Regions from separate parts of the Homo sapiens genome. Here region 1 is linked to region 2. Evidence: chromatin contacts called from ENCODE Hi-C data. All regions are on one chromosome and are shown on one strand. Each heading gives the region's core, a stretch centred on a gene start or an enhancer-like site at or near the end of the contact. The rest is flanking DNA. Distances are from core to core; before and after follow the strand shown. Region 1 has its middle 17 kb from the start of THORLNC. Region 2 holds the start of CCDC93 (CCC complex scaffolding subunit CCDC93).

Region 1 (6,689 bases), core at 2,355-4,854, 160 kb after region 2:
AGTAAATATTTGTAAACCAAACATTTGATAAAGGGGCTCCTATACCTCAATAGTAAAAAACCAAATAACCTGATTAAAAAATAGCTGAAGGACTTGAATAGATATTTCTCCAAAGAAGACTTACAAGCAACCAACCCATACATGAAAAAGTGCTTAAAGTAACTAATCATCAGAGAAATGCAAGTCAAAACTACAATGAGATATCACCTCACACCTCTCAGGATGGTTATTATCAAAAAACCAAAAGACCACAAGTGTTGGCAAGGATGTGAAAAAGTTGGAACACTTTCACCCTGTTGGTAGGAATGCAAAATAGTGCAGCCACTATGGAAAACTGCATGAAGGCTCTTAAAAAAATAGAACTGCCATTTAATTTAGCAATCCCAATTCTGAGTATTTATCAAAACAGTTAAAACAAGGATCTCAAAGTGATATTGATGCCCCAATGTTCACTATAGCACTTTTCACAATAGCTAAGATGTGGAAACAACTTAAATGTTCATGGATAGATGAATGAAGGATATGTGTTATATACATTGGATATGATACTATTCAGCTTTCAAAAAGAAGGATATTGTGCAATATGTAACAACATGGATTAACCTTGAGGACATTATGCTTAGTGAAATAAGCTAGTAACAGAAAGACAAATGTTACATGATTCTACTTATAGGAGATATTTAAAATAGTCAAATTCATAGGATCAGAGTAGAATGATGATTCCCAGACTCTGGAGTAGAATGATGATTCCCAGACTCTGGGGGAGGAGGAAATGGAGAGTTACTGATCATTGGGCATAAAGTTTCAGTTAAGCAAGATAAATAAGCTCTGGAGAGCTGCTGTATAACATTGCATCTATAGTTAACAATAAGGCACTGTATACTTGCCATTTGTTAAGGGGGTACATCTCATGTTCTATTCTTACCACAATAAAATGTAGTGAAAAACAAAAACAAAAAAGCCCTAAAAGACACCAAAGAATGGACAGATAAGCCACAGGATGAGAAAAGATATTTGCAATACATATATCCAACGAAGGACTTTCACACAATATACAAAGATCTTCTACAGATCAATACACAAAAACAGACAACAACTTTACAAAAGAGGGAATGGTTCAAGTGGCCAATAAATATATTAAAAGATCCTCATATTTATTAGTTATGAAGAAAATTATAACAACAGTGACATAGCAACACAGCCATTAGAATAGCTAAAATTATAAAGAAACTCAAAATACCAATTTTTGGAAGTTGTGGAGCAGATGAAACTTTTACACATTGTTGGTGGGAATGTTAATACAACGTTTTGGAAGACTGGCATTACCTAGTAAAAATGAGCAATTATGTTTCTTAATGATTCAGCAATTTTATCTCTAGGTATACATATTCAAGTGTGTGGCCACCCATTAGATGTTAAGAATGTTCAGCTGGGCATGATGGCTCACACCTGTAATCCCAGCACTTTGGGAGGCAGAGGAGGGAAAATCTCCTGAGCCCAGGAGGTTGTGGTGAGCCGTGATTGCACCATTGCATGCCAGCCTTGGTGACTGAGTGAGACTCCGTCTCAAAAAAACAGCAAAACAAAATAATGTTTGTAGCAGTAGTATTCATAATATTCCTAAATGGAATATTCCTCAAATGTTCATAAATAATAGAATGGATACATAAATTGTAATACACTCACCCAGTAGAATCCTATATAGCAATGGGAATGAGCAAGTTACTATTAGGCACAAAAACATGAATGGATCTCATAAATTATTGAGCTGAAGAAATCAGATGCCAAAGAATACATACTATGTGACTCCATTTATATGTTGTTCAAAAACATGCAAAATTTAAACTTTAGCAATAGAAGGAAGAACAGTGGTTACCTGGAGGTAAGGGGTGGGTGCGTAATGACTTGGAGAGAGCACGGAGGAGATTTCTGGGGCGCTAGCATACTCGATGTCCAGATATGGTGGTAACACAAGCATGTTCACTTTGGGGTTGGCTGACCTGAGCTTGAATCCTGGCTCTTGGGGAGTATGACCCCAACTTACGTAACCTCTCCAGGACTCAGTTTCTTTATTTGCAAAGTTCAGATAGTGAAACCCAGAAAGATTAATGACACGACAACAGGTAAAGCTCCTAGCCCAGGCCCTGGCATGAGCTGGGGCTCTGCAGTTATTCATTTCTTTCCCCTCACTCTGTGGTTATAAATGCACTGCCTGACCTAGTTAAACAAGATACCACCCCTTGTCCCCTCTTCCTCCTCTACCATCCACACACATCAGTGAGGCCTTCTTTTTATTTTTTATTTATTTTTATTTTTATTTTTTTTTAGATGAAGTCTCACTGTGTTGCTGTTGCCCAGGCTGGAGGGCAGGGGCCCGATTTCAGATCACTGGCTAACTGTAACCTCCACCTTCCTGGTTCAAGTGATTCTTGTGCCCCAGCCTCCCAAGAAGCTGGGATTACAGGCGCATGCCACCATGCCCAGCTAATTTTTGTATTTTTAGTAGAGATGGGGTTTTACCATGTTGGCTGGTCTTGAACCCCTGACCTCAGGTGATCCATCTGCCTGGGCCCCACAAAGTTCTGGGATTACAGTTGTGAGCCACTGCACCCAGGCAGTGAGGCATTCTTTATGAAATGATTTATCTTTTATGAAAGGGTAGAGGCAAGGGCAGCCATCTATGCAATAGGGACTCTGTCTATGGCTATTCAGCAGAGTAAAGATATGTAACTGGCCTAGATGCCAAATCTATAGGCTTGGCTTTCTCAGGCTGGGCTGCAGGCTGTATGTATAGTATGTATTCCTCAAATGTAAGGATCTTTCCTAGTTCCAACTCTCTTCATGGGGAGGGCATGGCCTCTCACATGCAGATAGATGCCTGTCACTTGATTCATTCAGTCTCTTAGAATAAAGGATGAGGCAATGGCGTGGAGGGTATCCCAAGCTTTGGCAGAATCCCAATTCTCAGGATTAACTTTTACCTCCCTGACCTCTCCCTGCAATTCCTTTTGGATCGGGTGTCCTTAGCTTCCTGTCCTAAACTGTTGGAGGGTGGTTGCCGGGCAGCTGTGAAACATCTGCCACCACATTCCACCTTCATTGGAGAGGTGGGCAAAGTGATATATGTGTGAATTTTCCAAATATTGTGTGTGTGTGTGTGTGCACTTGTATAAAATTTCATTTTTAAGGCCCTTCACAGAGTCTCAGGGATGAAAGCATGGAGTTGGTGCTATCATTATTACCGTGAGGCCCTCGTATTGCTTTGGCATATATAATGTTTCCCAGGCATATAACATTTTTCATTTAAAGAGGCAGCCTAGAGCACATTCCAACTTCAAAGATTTTCCTTTCTGGATGGTGGTTTTCTGCCCTAAGTCCTTGGGAAAATGTTGCCACATTTTTTTTTCTTTTTCTTTTTCTTTTTTAACCCAAGTGATTGACTTCCTTGAAAGGAGGAGATAGAGCTCTTGTAAAGATTTAATTTTTATGAGTTCTCTAATTCTCTCCGGGAAAAAACAGATTACTCCTCAAAGTTACTCTATGGGGTGTAGAGCCCCAGTGGCAAGGCAGAGGCCGGCCCATGGGTGTGACTTCCTGTTTGGTGCCGGTGGTGCACTGCAGGCTGTGGAGCTCAGGGTCAGAGGGAAGAATGCAGTCTCTGGCAGAGCCGGCTTCAATTCCGGTTCCATTTCTTCTCAGCTATGTGTCCTTGGGCTTTTAACCTCATCCTCAAAAACAGAAACACCATCTCTGCTCTGAAGGACTAAATAAGATAGTGTACATAGGTGGTTTTCAACTGGGATGATTTTGCCTCCTCCCACCATGGGGTACTGGGCAATGCCTGGAGACATTTTTGGTAGTCAGGATTGGAAGTGGGGTTTGCTACTGGCATCTAGTGGGTAGAGGCAAGGGATGCTGCCAACATGCTACAGTGCCCAGGACAGCCCTGCAACAAGTAATTAATCAGCCCAGAATGCCAACAGTGCGAGGCAGGGAAACCCTGGTGTACATGGCCACTTGGGGCAGAGCTGTCCTTTAGTGGATCTTCCCTTCCTTTCTTTTTTCCTTTGGTCTGTAATTTCTTCCCCAATCATTTTCCCCATGGAGGACCTTCTTGGAATTTTTGATGTTTTTTTTTTTCCAGTGAGTTCACCCCCTGCTTCTCTGCTGTGGTTATTTTAGATCTCTTCACTCCCATCAGAACTCACACCCACAACCCCTTCCCTCTCACTCTTAGCAGATGACAAACTTAGAGGGAAAATTGACATTTCCAGAGAATTCATTCATTTTTTCTGCTCCCAAGCCCACTGACCTACTTCATCTGTACCTTTGAGGCAGACATGGCTATTTCTAACCCAGAGTTGCCCCTTTCTTCTTTCTCACTGAAGCACTGATTCTGTTCGTGTGCTGGGTGGGAACTGGGCCCAGCCTTGGTCTGTGCGTGACTGTTAAGTCCCAATTTTACATAATGAGATGTGTCAAGAAGTCTTGTGAAGTGCTTCTGAAAAATGTTTTTCTTTCTTCTAAGAGAAAAGTGCATGAAGAGAATTATGCCCTTTACGGACACATGGTTCCTGGTTATGAATGGGGTATGTAAGGATGTGATGCTTAGAGCTGCTGCAGCCATCCTGCAACCATGAGGCAAAGGTGAAACAAATTACAGAGCTGTTGATTCTGAGCCCTGCCAACATTGAACAGTTTAATTAAGGGTAGCAAAAAGCTACTGTTTGACTTTCAAATGTCCAAGCTACTTTCCAAGTTACAATCCCAGAGGGTGTACTGTTACCTGAACCCGACAGAGTTTCTAACATATACAGCATCTTCTTTCATTCTTGTCCCAGTGAAATACCTCCTGGATCCAATCTCCATCCATCTCCTCAGAGATTTGCCTCTACTATTATTATTATTTCCTCCCTCTCTTCTACATCTTTAAAACTTTTCGTTTCTTGTATTGGCTTTTTCTTAGATGTATTAAGACATGATCAAATCTCTCCCATATTACACAACAAACAAAAAGCATCATTCCCAAAACTCAGCCTATAGGTATTTCTTTCCAGGTACTTTCCTATCTTTCATCTTAATGTTTACAGTAAGTGCCTCCTAAGCTTTGCCTGCACTTGCTGTCTCCTCCTTCCTACCTCCTACATTCTCCTCCTTCATCTTGACAATCTGGATTCCACTCCTACCACTCCACTGAAACTTGCCAAGGTCACTGAGACTTCCACTTTGGACTATCCAATAAGTACTTCTCAAGTCAGATATCATCATAGCAAAATCAATTTACCCCACCCTGTTGATATCCTCTTTTTCCTTGGCTTCTGTAACACTGCTCTCTCTGTGGGGTTCCCTCCCATCTCTCTAGCTAATTTCCAGGCTCTTGTAATGACACATCCTCTTCTGCCCTGTTAGAGGGGCTTTGCTGGCTGTCCTCTCTTCCTTGTTGCCCCTGCTCTCTGTAGAACGTCATCAGCAGCCCAGCAAACATTCATTATCTGGGGGCTGACATAATGCCAAACTTCTGTCTCCAATCCAAAATTTCCTGGTTTGGAGTCCACGTACTCATCTGTTCTTAGACAACTCCACTTGGATATCTCTCAGGAACCCCGATCTTGATATATCCAAAGCTAAACTCAAGATCTTTCTCCAAAACCTCATATTAGTCAATGGTCCCACCATTTACCTAGCTGCCTCAGCCAGACACCTGGGGGCCACCATTGACTGCCTCCTCACCCTACCTTTAACTCCGATCTCTCATGAGCACTTTGAGTAATATTCTGCTTTCTGTAGTGTCCAATGCTCTCTACCTTTCTTTATTTCCTGCAACTCTCTCCTTACTTGTCTCCCTGGCTATCTTGCCCTGCTCCACCCAAATCTGCTACTGAAATGCAAATCTGACCATGTGTGTCACTCTCCCACTTGAAACCTTATGGTGATTATTACCATGTGGGTCAGACTCATGATCATGGCTTATGAGGCTGTCTTCTGGTCACTTCTTTCCCTCACTCTCTGGGGGAGCGCAGGCCTGAGATGCAAGCCTTCCTACAAAGCTCAAATCCCATCTCCTCTTCCCCACCCCACCAACCTGGATGACTCTACTTGCTTCTGAAAGCTGAGATGTCACTGGCCTCTAACAAGTCTCTCTACACCCACCTGTCTGAATGAGGAGCCACTCCCATGTCCCAACTCTCCCTCGTGTCTCAGAGCACTGAGCTGAATTCACATCATTTCTTTAAGCATCTGTATCCCTGTTAAACTGTCAGCTCCATGACATGTCCCAACTCTCCCTCGTGTCTCAGAGCACTGAGCTGAATTCACATCATTTCTTTAAGCATCTGTATCCCTGTTAAACTGTCAGCTCCATGAGGGCAGACCTTGTGTCTGACTTGTTCCCCATTTGTATATGCTCCCTGAATATTTGTGGAGTGACAAGAATAACAGGATGAATGAACAATTATGGATATGTCAAGTGTGCTCCCTTGCACCGCCAGACGACCTCTCCCTCTGGCTCCTTCGGACTTCTCTCTTTCTGTGCCCCATTTCCAGCCCAGCACCTTCTACAGTCCACGTGCATTTTCTGCCCACCTTTGCATACATAATCTCATTACATTTCTTTTTATCCTTACACATGACACATATGGGGTGGCATTTTTATTTCCATTGCAGAGATAAAGTTTAGTGAGGTGAAGTAA
Region 2 (6,821 bases), core at 2,770-5,269:
CCTGCCTCAGCTTCCCGAGTTGCTGGGACTACAGGCACATGCCACCACGCCCGTTTTTTTGTTTGTTTGTTTGTTTTTGTATTTTTAGTAGAGATGGGGTTTCACCGTGTTAGCCAGGATAGTTTCGATCTCCTGACCTCATGATCCACCCGCCTCAGCCTCCCAAAGTGCTGGGATTACAGGCATGAGCCATCGCGCCTGGCCGTATCTCAGCATTTTGATTTAAAATTTTTAATTTATATCCTCCTTTTACCCCAATCTTTATCTAATACTTAAATCCATCTAAATATTCTAATACTCTTTCATCTATTTACTATCATGAACTACCTTTCCTCTCTTCCTTTGCTACCAAAAATAAAAAACCATCTCTCTATATAAAACACCAATAAGATATCCTGGTTCACATGCTCATAATCATCTCTGAGTCCTCCCTTACCCAACAATGCCTGTTAAGTCTTCCTTTACTATGCATCTCACATTTATCTTCCCTTCCCTTTCATTCATACTTCATTCCAGAACTCTTGCAAATGCTTCTTCATCTTTCTTCCTTTAATTTGTTTTGCTCATCCCTTCCTAAATCACAGCTTTCATGTTATCCCTCTTTAGCTCACCCTCCCAGCCCTTATCAACAATGCACCACACACACTGCCTGTAAGATAAACTCCAGATGTCTGGTTTCACATTCAGATCTTTGGCCACCAAACTATCTTTTCAGGTTCATCCTTTAACTACCCCAAAAACAATCAAGACAAGGCCATGGCTATATTCTCTAACCACTGAGAAATCACTTTCAAATTCCAGCTCCCATGCAACACCATCCCTCACAAGTCTATCCTGAAATGGCCACTCTCCTCAGCATTTCTGTACATATAACTAAGTATCAACTATATACTGTACATATAACTAAGTATCAACCTCTTCAAAGTGAGATATCTAGTGTTATACACATGCTTGTCTTTGCAACTGGACTACTGATTGATTAACGAGAGGACTATATATTATATACTTGGGTTTACTCCTCTGAATCCAAACAACATTAAGCTCCAAGGACACACTTATTAAATAAAGAATGATCTACTAATGCTTACATAAAGTAAGTGAACCTAAACCAGTCATGTATTAATAAAATGTTTCAGTGATCACATCCCTGACAATGGAAAGTTTATTTTGATGTATAAACTGCCAGGAAAGGGAGTATACATATTAAAATATAGTTAATACAGAATTATTAAAGTGACTGATAATCCCCTGCAATAGAGTAGGAGTGGCGTGGGGGAGGTGACAGCACTGAGCTACATCCGTCTCTGAAATGACCCTGGTCCAGTCCATTAAGGATCCTGAAGATCAGCATTCACTAGTTCCTAGTGGACATAAAAATTTTCTTAAGTAATATAAATAATTCACACCTTCTCTCCCTTCTGCAAAAAATCTGGGATGGTTGAGAAACGTCTACAAGTGAAAACACTCTAAGAAAAGAGAAGCTAAAGAGTAGTTGTAGTTCAAGTCAGCAGAAAAAGAAAATGAGATAATATAAGTACTTTCTTAAAACTTCTGGGGTGTAAAACAGGAACACTTCATTTGTTCAATCATTTATTATGAAAACATGAGAAGAAGACAAAAAAAACCAAAAAAAAATAGGATCATCACTGCCTCAACACCTATCTAATGGACACCCACTGGCCACCCCACCACAGATGCAGGGCCCAGGCTTCCATCCACTCACCCCTAGCATGGAGAAGTTTACTTTTGCAATATAACTTGTGAAGTAATTTTGGCACAAGACACTAAATGGGAATGTATGACTCCAAATTCACTTAGCAGATTAACACTGAAATCAAATGGAAAAGGGCCACTGTCTGATCTGCTGGGAATGAAAGACCCTCTCTTGAAGCAATAAAAATCCACCAGGCTGGTTAATACATCCAGTTGTTGAAGCTAAATTTCTGACAAAGACAAACAACAATGAGCTCTTACACAAAGCCCAATAAACTTTCAATTTCCGTCCACTATAGTTGTTGTAAGCTGGAAGGCAGGCCAAGTCTAGCTATCTTTGTAAAGGGTTAAAAAGAATGAATTCGGGCAGGGCAGTGGCTCACATCTGCAATCCCAGCTACTGGGAAGCCTGAGGCATAAGAATTGCTTGAACCTGGGAGGCAGAGGTTGCAATGAACCGAGCTCACGCCATTGCACTCCAGCCTCGGTGACAGAGTGAGACTCTGTCTCAAAAAAAAAAAAAAGAATGAATTTAATGAATTAACTGGTCTAGTGACATCCTAATAACACAGACTATCCATATTTATATTTACTAGCTTCTGAACTAAATGATGATAAGTTATTGCTTGACCTGGTGAGTGTGGCCTCTTAGCAGTCAGTGAAAGTTTAAACGAAGGACATACAGCAGCAGGTTGCTCTTCATTAATTAATTTATTTATTTTCCCCCCAGAAAGACCTCCACTGATAGTACTGTGGAATATTGGGTTGGACGGATTTAAAGTAGAACGTGGGAGACCAGACAGAAGTCTACAGCAAAAGGCCAGGCAAAAACTTGATGAGAGCCTAGAATACAGAAGTGGCAAAAAAGAAAACTTCAAATGTCACAGTACAAATCCTATTGTTCACTATCCTGGGTCCCATCCCAGGCAACGTGCATGTAAGATTTTACCTAATACAGGGGTTCTGACAACATTATGCTTGTCAGGTTTTCTTAAGACAACAAAATGGACTTGCATTCGGGGAGCACACACTGACAAACAAATCTGTCCTTTCAGACTATATATATTCCCAGCTTCTGGACACAGAACACAGTGATCCCTCAATTAGTGGATACTTGTGATATGAAAGAACTGAGGATTTGGGAGGAATGCAGAGGAGTAACATTGGTCACTGGCAGGTAAGTGTGAAGGGACGACTCACCACGTCAAGCAAGCAGTCACCCTGCCCAATGCCTGCTCCAGAACCTTAGGAAAAAGGCAGAGGTGCGGCGTGGCTTCCATTTCTCTCCAGAATCCAGTAAACTAGACTAGCCTTTGAGTAAAATCAACTGAAAGGGACGACAGATGCAAACTACCTATGAGATGCTAAGTGGTATTTGCAGCCAAAAGAAAATGAATACACTTTCCCTGTATTCCCAGCAAACGTGGAAATCCGCAAACCACTCATGACCCCCTCCCTAGCACTAAGTGAGTACTTAACAAACACCTTTGGAAAAGAACCCCGCCCTCTTCTGGAGAAGCCGCAGCCTTTCCGCCCAGAGCCGGGTCCCCCGCCACACAGCACCCCTGGAGTGCGTCCCACCCCGAACGCCCCGGCGCGCTGACCCAGCGGGACACCTCCCTGGTGCGCGCAAGTCTCCCAAACTTCCTCCCGCCGCCCCGGCCCGGGTCCACGCAAGGAGGGTGGCATTCCCTCCCGACAGCAAGGCGGGTGGGGCGGGCCGCCGGGACTCTGCGGGGTGGCGGTAGACGTCCCAAGGTCACCACCCGAGCCCGAACCGCCTCGGAGAGCGGTCTCGTGACTCCAGCGCCCAGCAGCCTCGGCCCTCGGGGCTAGCCCTGCGGCGCGGGGTGGGGGAGCCCGTCCCGGACAGGGAGAAAGGTGGGAGCCCAGGACCCCGCGGCGCGTGGGGCTGCGTCAGAGCAGGTGTCGGGCTAGGAAGGCCACCTGCGCCCCAAGAGACCCGGGAGCGGCTTAAGTTTGTCCTCACCCGCCCGCCGCCCCCTGCCCATGCAGGGGTACCTGCTCCCCGCCTCCAAGAAGAGGGTCGGCGCTTCCCTGAGGTGGATACGCCTGAGGAAGGGGGCGGGGCGCCCCTAACGCACCCAGGGCCCGCTCAGCCCGCCGCCCCGCGGCTCGGCCCTCTCTTCAGGAACCCCGACGTGTCAGGGAAGGAGGAGGCGTTCTTACCTCCGGGAGACCCTGGCCCTCCGGCCCCCTGGGCAACCCCATGATCCGACCGGGCTGTCGTAAGGCGAGAGCGAAGCCCGCCAAGCGTCCGGAGGAAGCTGTCCCTGCCGCGGAGCTGCTACCGGGGTGGAGTACAAAGCGGAAACTCCCTCTGCCGCCGCCGCCGCCGCCGCCGCCGCCTGCCCGAAGCGCCGCAGCCGGGCAGAGCATGCGCGCTGGGGCCGGAGCGCGGCGCCACTGCGCCTGCGCCACAGCAGCCCGGGGAGAGGTGGGCTGGGCTGCAGGTCCTGGCGTTGTGCTGGATCATCGCGCCCGTACTCTGAAGTTTTCTCCGTGGCGCTCTTTGAGAGGGGTTCCTCCTGCATCTTGAGAATATTTTGCATTTCGGCTCCCTTCTCTTCTCGCTGCCATCGGATGCCCCAAATAGGTCCTGTCCCCTCGGTGAATCAGACTTCGGAAACCGCCTCGCTTCAGGGTCAGAGTCCAAGTACAGATGAGCTTGAGGATTCTGAATGCACGCCCGGCTCTAGACCTTACAGACACACGCTTGGACAGACTTCTCCATATACGACCCAGGAACGGACCCCTTGAGAAGGGATTCTTCAAGCCCGCTGCCCTCTCCAGCGTCCTGGCCAGTGGCATCGCGTTCCCAGGAAACCTCGCTTCAGATATTGCCCACCACCCCGCCCTATTCACGGTTCCTGGGTCTTCCTGGAGGAATGACATCTCAGAGAATGCGGACTCCTATGTTCATGTCATTTGAGCCGCCGCGTCCCTTATTTGATGTACCCCTTGTTGGTCCCGGAGGATGGCAACTAGACAAAAGGTCACAGGCCCCCACACCCGCTCCATAACGGCTTCTTGGCTTTTTGTTTCTTTTAAGCAATGAGGAAAGAGATGACTTTCGTGAAAACTTTTGCTGGAGAAGAGATCCTTCCCTCTGTATATGTGTGTGGGATGGGAAGTGTCAGACTCAGACCTTTAGTTCCTTGAGATCAAAAAGGTTTCGTGTTTGCTTTCGTCTCTTCTTTGCATCCCTAGCGTCTTTAAAAGAGTAGGCAGGCGCGGTGGCACATGCCTGTAATCCCAGCACTTTGGGGGTCGAGGCGGGAGTATCACTTGAACCTAGGAGTTGGAGACCAACCTGGGCAACATAGTGAGACCTCCATCTCTACAAAAAATAAGAAAATTAGCCCGGTGCCAGTGGTCCCAGCTAGCCGGTAGGCTGAGGTGGGAGAATTGCTTGAGCCAGGAAGGTTGAGGTTGCAGTGAGCTATGATAACACCACTGCACTCCTGCTTGGGTGACAGAGCAAGACCCTGTCTAAAAACTATATATATATACGTGTATATATATATATGTGTGTATATATATATACGTGTATATATGTGTGTATATATATACGTGTATATATATATGATGTTTTCTATTTTATTTTATTTTTGCACCTTTTGTACTCCTCCTGGAGTTCATCCTGACAGACAGAGGTTTGTCTGGAGCCAGAGCTCACAAATAGTTGGAACTGCCCTAAGGATGCCATTTTGTTCTTAAATATAACTAGCAAATATTACTCAAAGCTGTGCACGATCCCCAAACCCTGGTCCCCAATAATTTGAATAATCTGAATATGCAAGTTAAGGTATTGAGATGGGAACCCTCCTGTGTGGTATATCTTGCTCTTATCCTTTGTGAAGCCAATAAACTTCAATTTCTACTCTCATAACTTCCCAAATGTGTTGTTTTTGTAGTTTTAAAACTGTCATTCACTGAAATGGTATAGGTTGATGGGGAATGGAGAGTGATAATAATTTGTGGCCACTGTTGAGTGACCAGACAGGTACTGATGCCTAGGAACAGGTAGTAAGATCTCACATAGCAGGCAAGCCTAAACAGCTGTATATAATAGCAGCCTGGAGAATAACAGGACTCAGGCCACACCCTGAGTTCCCTGTTATAATGCTTTTGCAATGTTTTAAATAAGCATGAGTAGCTAACTTCCTCAGTAAGAAACTGTCCTTCCCGAGCGCGGTGGCTCATGTCTGTAATCCCAGCACTTTGAGAGGCCGAGGCGGGTGGATCACCTGAGATTGGGAGTTCGAGACCAGCCTGACCAACATGGAGAAATGCCGTCTCTACTAAAAATACAAAATTAGCCGGGCGTGGCAGCGCATGCCTGTAATCCCAGCTACTTGGTAGGCTGAGGCAGGAGAATCACTTGAACTGGGAAGGCGGAGGTTGCGGTGAGCTGAGATTGTGCCACTGCACTCCAGCCTGGGCAACAAGAGTGAAACTCTGTCTAAAAAAAAAAAAAGAAACTGTCCTATGTTACAACAGGTGTAGAGTGACAGTAACAGAGTTGAGGGGCATGGGGCATGCTTAAAAAAAAAAATCTCAGCAAAACAGCCATAATATCGTCAAGAAAGTTTGAACAGGGCTAGGTGGCACCTGCTTATGTCCCAGCAACTCGGGAGGCTGAGGCAGGAAAATCGCTTGAGCCCAGGAGTTCTGGGCTTTAGTAAGCTATGCCAATCAGAGATCTGCACTAAGTTTGGTATCAATACAGTGACCTCCAGGGAGCAAGGTTGCCTAAGGAGTGGTGAACTGGCCCAGGTCAGAAACAGAGCAGGTTAAAACTTCTGTGCTGATCAGTAGTGGGATCATGACCATGAATAGCCACTGCACTTAAGCCTGGGCAATATAGCAAGACACTGTCTCTTAAAAAAGAAAAAGAAAGTTTAAGCAGCCCATATTTGAGAGCAGAAACCCTTCACAGTCTTGAAGAAGACCTTTAACAGCCAATGCAGACAAGGAGGCTTGTGAGGAATCTCTCAGATCAATCCATCTCTCTCCCTTTCCCTTCACTCCAGGCACCCTCACAAATTGTGTCTCCCAAGTGTGATATCTGAGGACTAGAAATC

What was found. A loop is a pair of places that touch in the nucleus more often than their neighbours do. Pooled maps may share reads with other maps.
Region 1: a loop to region 2 is called in a pooled map, with 2.2 times the contacts of the local background. The contact joins the enhancer-like site here to the promoter of CCDC93 in region 2. A Hi-C loop is called at or near these places in 4 of 50 pooled maps.

The regions. Positions count from the first base shown.
Region 1 is chr2:118,165,872-118,172,560 of GRCh38, forward strand. No RefSeq gene overlaps it. Among named protein-coding and RNA genes, the nearest start is that of THORLNC, 17 kb to the right of the region's middle. RefSeq lists an enhancer at 3,568-3,617. Within about 2 kb of position 3,605, at least 3 of the 41 ENCODE cell types and tissues checked have a DNase peak (open chromatin) inside an H3K27ac peak, as active enhancers do.
Region 2 is chr2:118,010,051-118,016,871 of GRCh38, forward strand. CCDC93 (CCC complex scaffolding subunit CCDC93) reads right to left here and starts at 4,020. Exons shown (of 24, transcript NM_019044.5): 1 at 3,904-4,020. The coding sequence starts at 3,945. It also overlaps the pseudogene RN7SL111P. RefSeq lists silencers at 3,508-3,557, 4,028-4,227.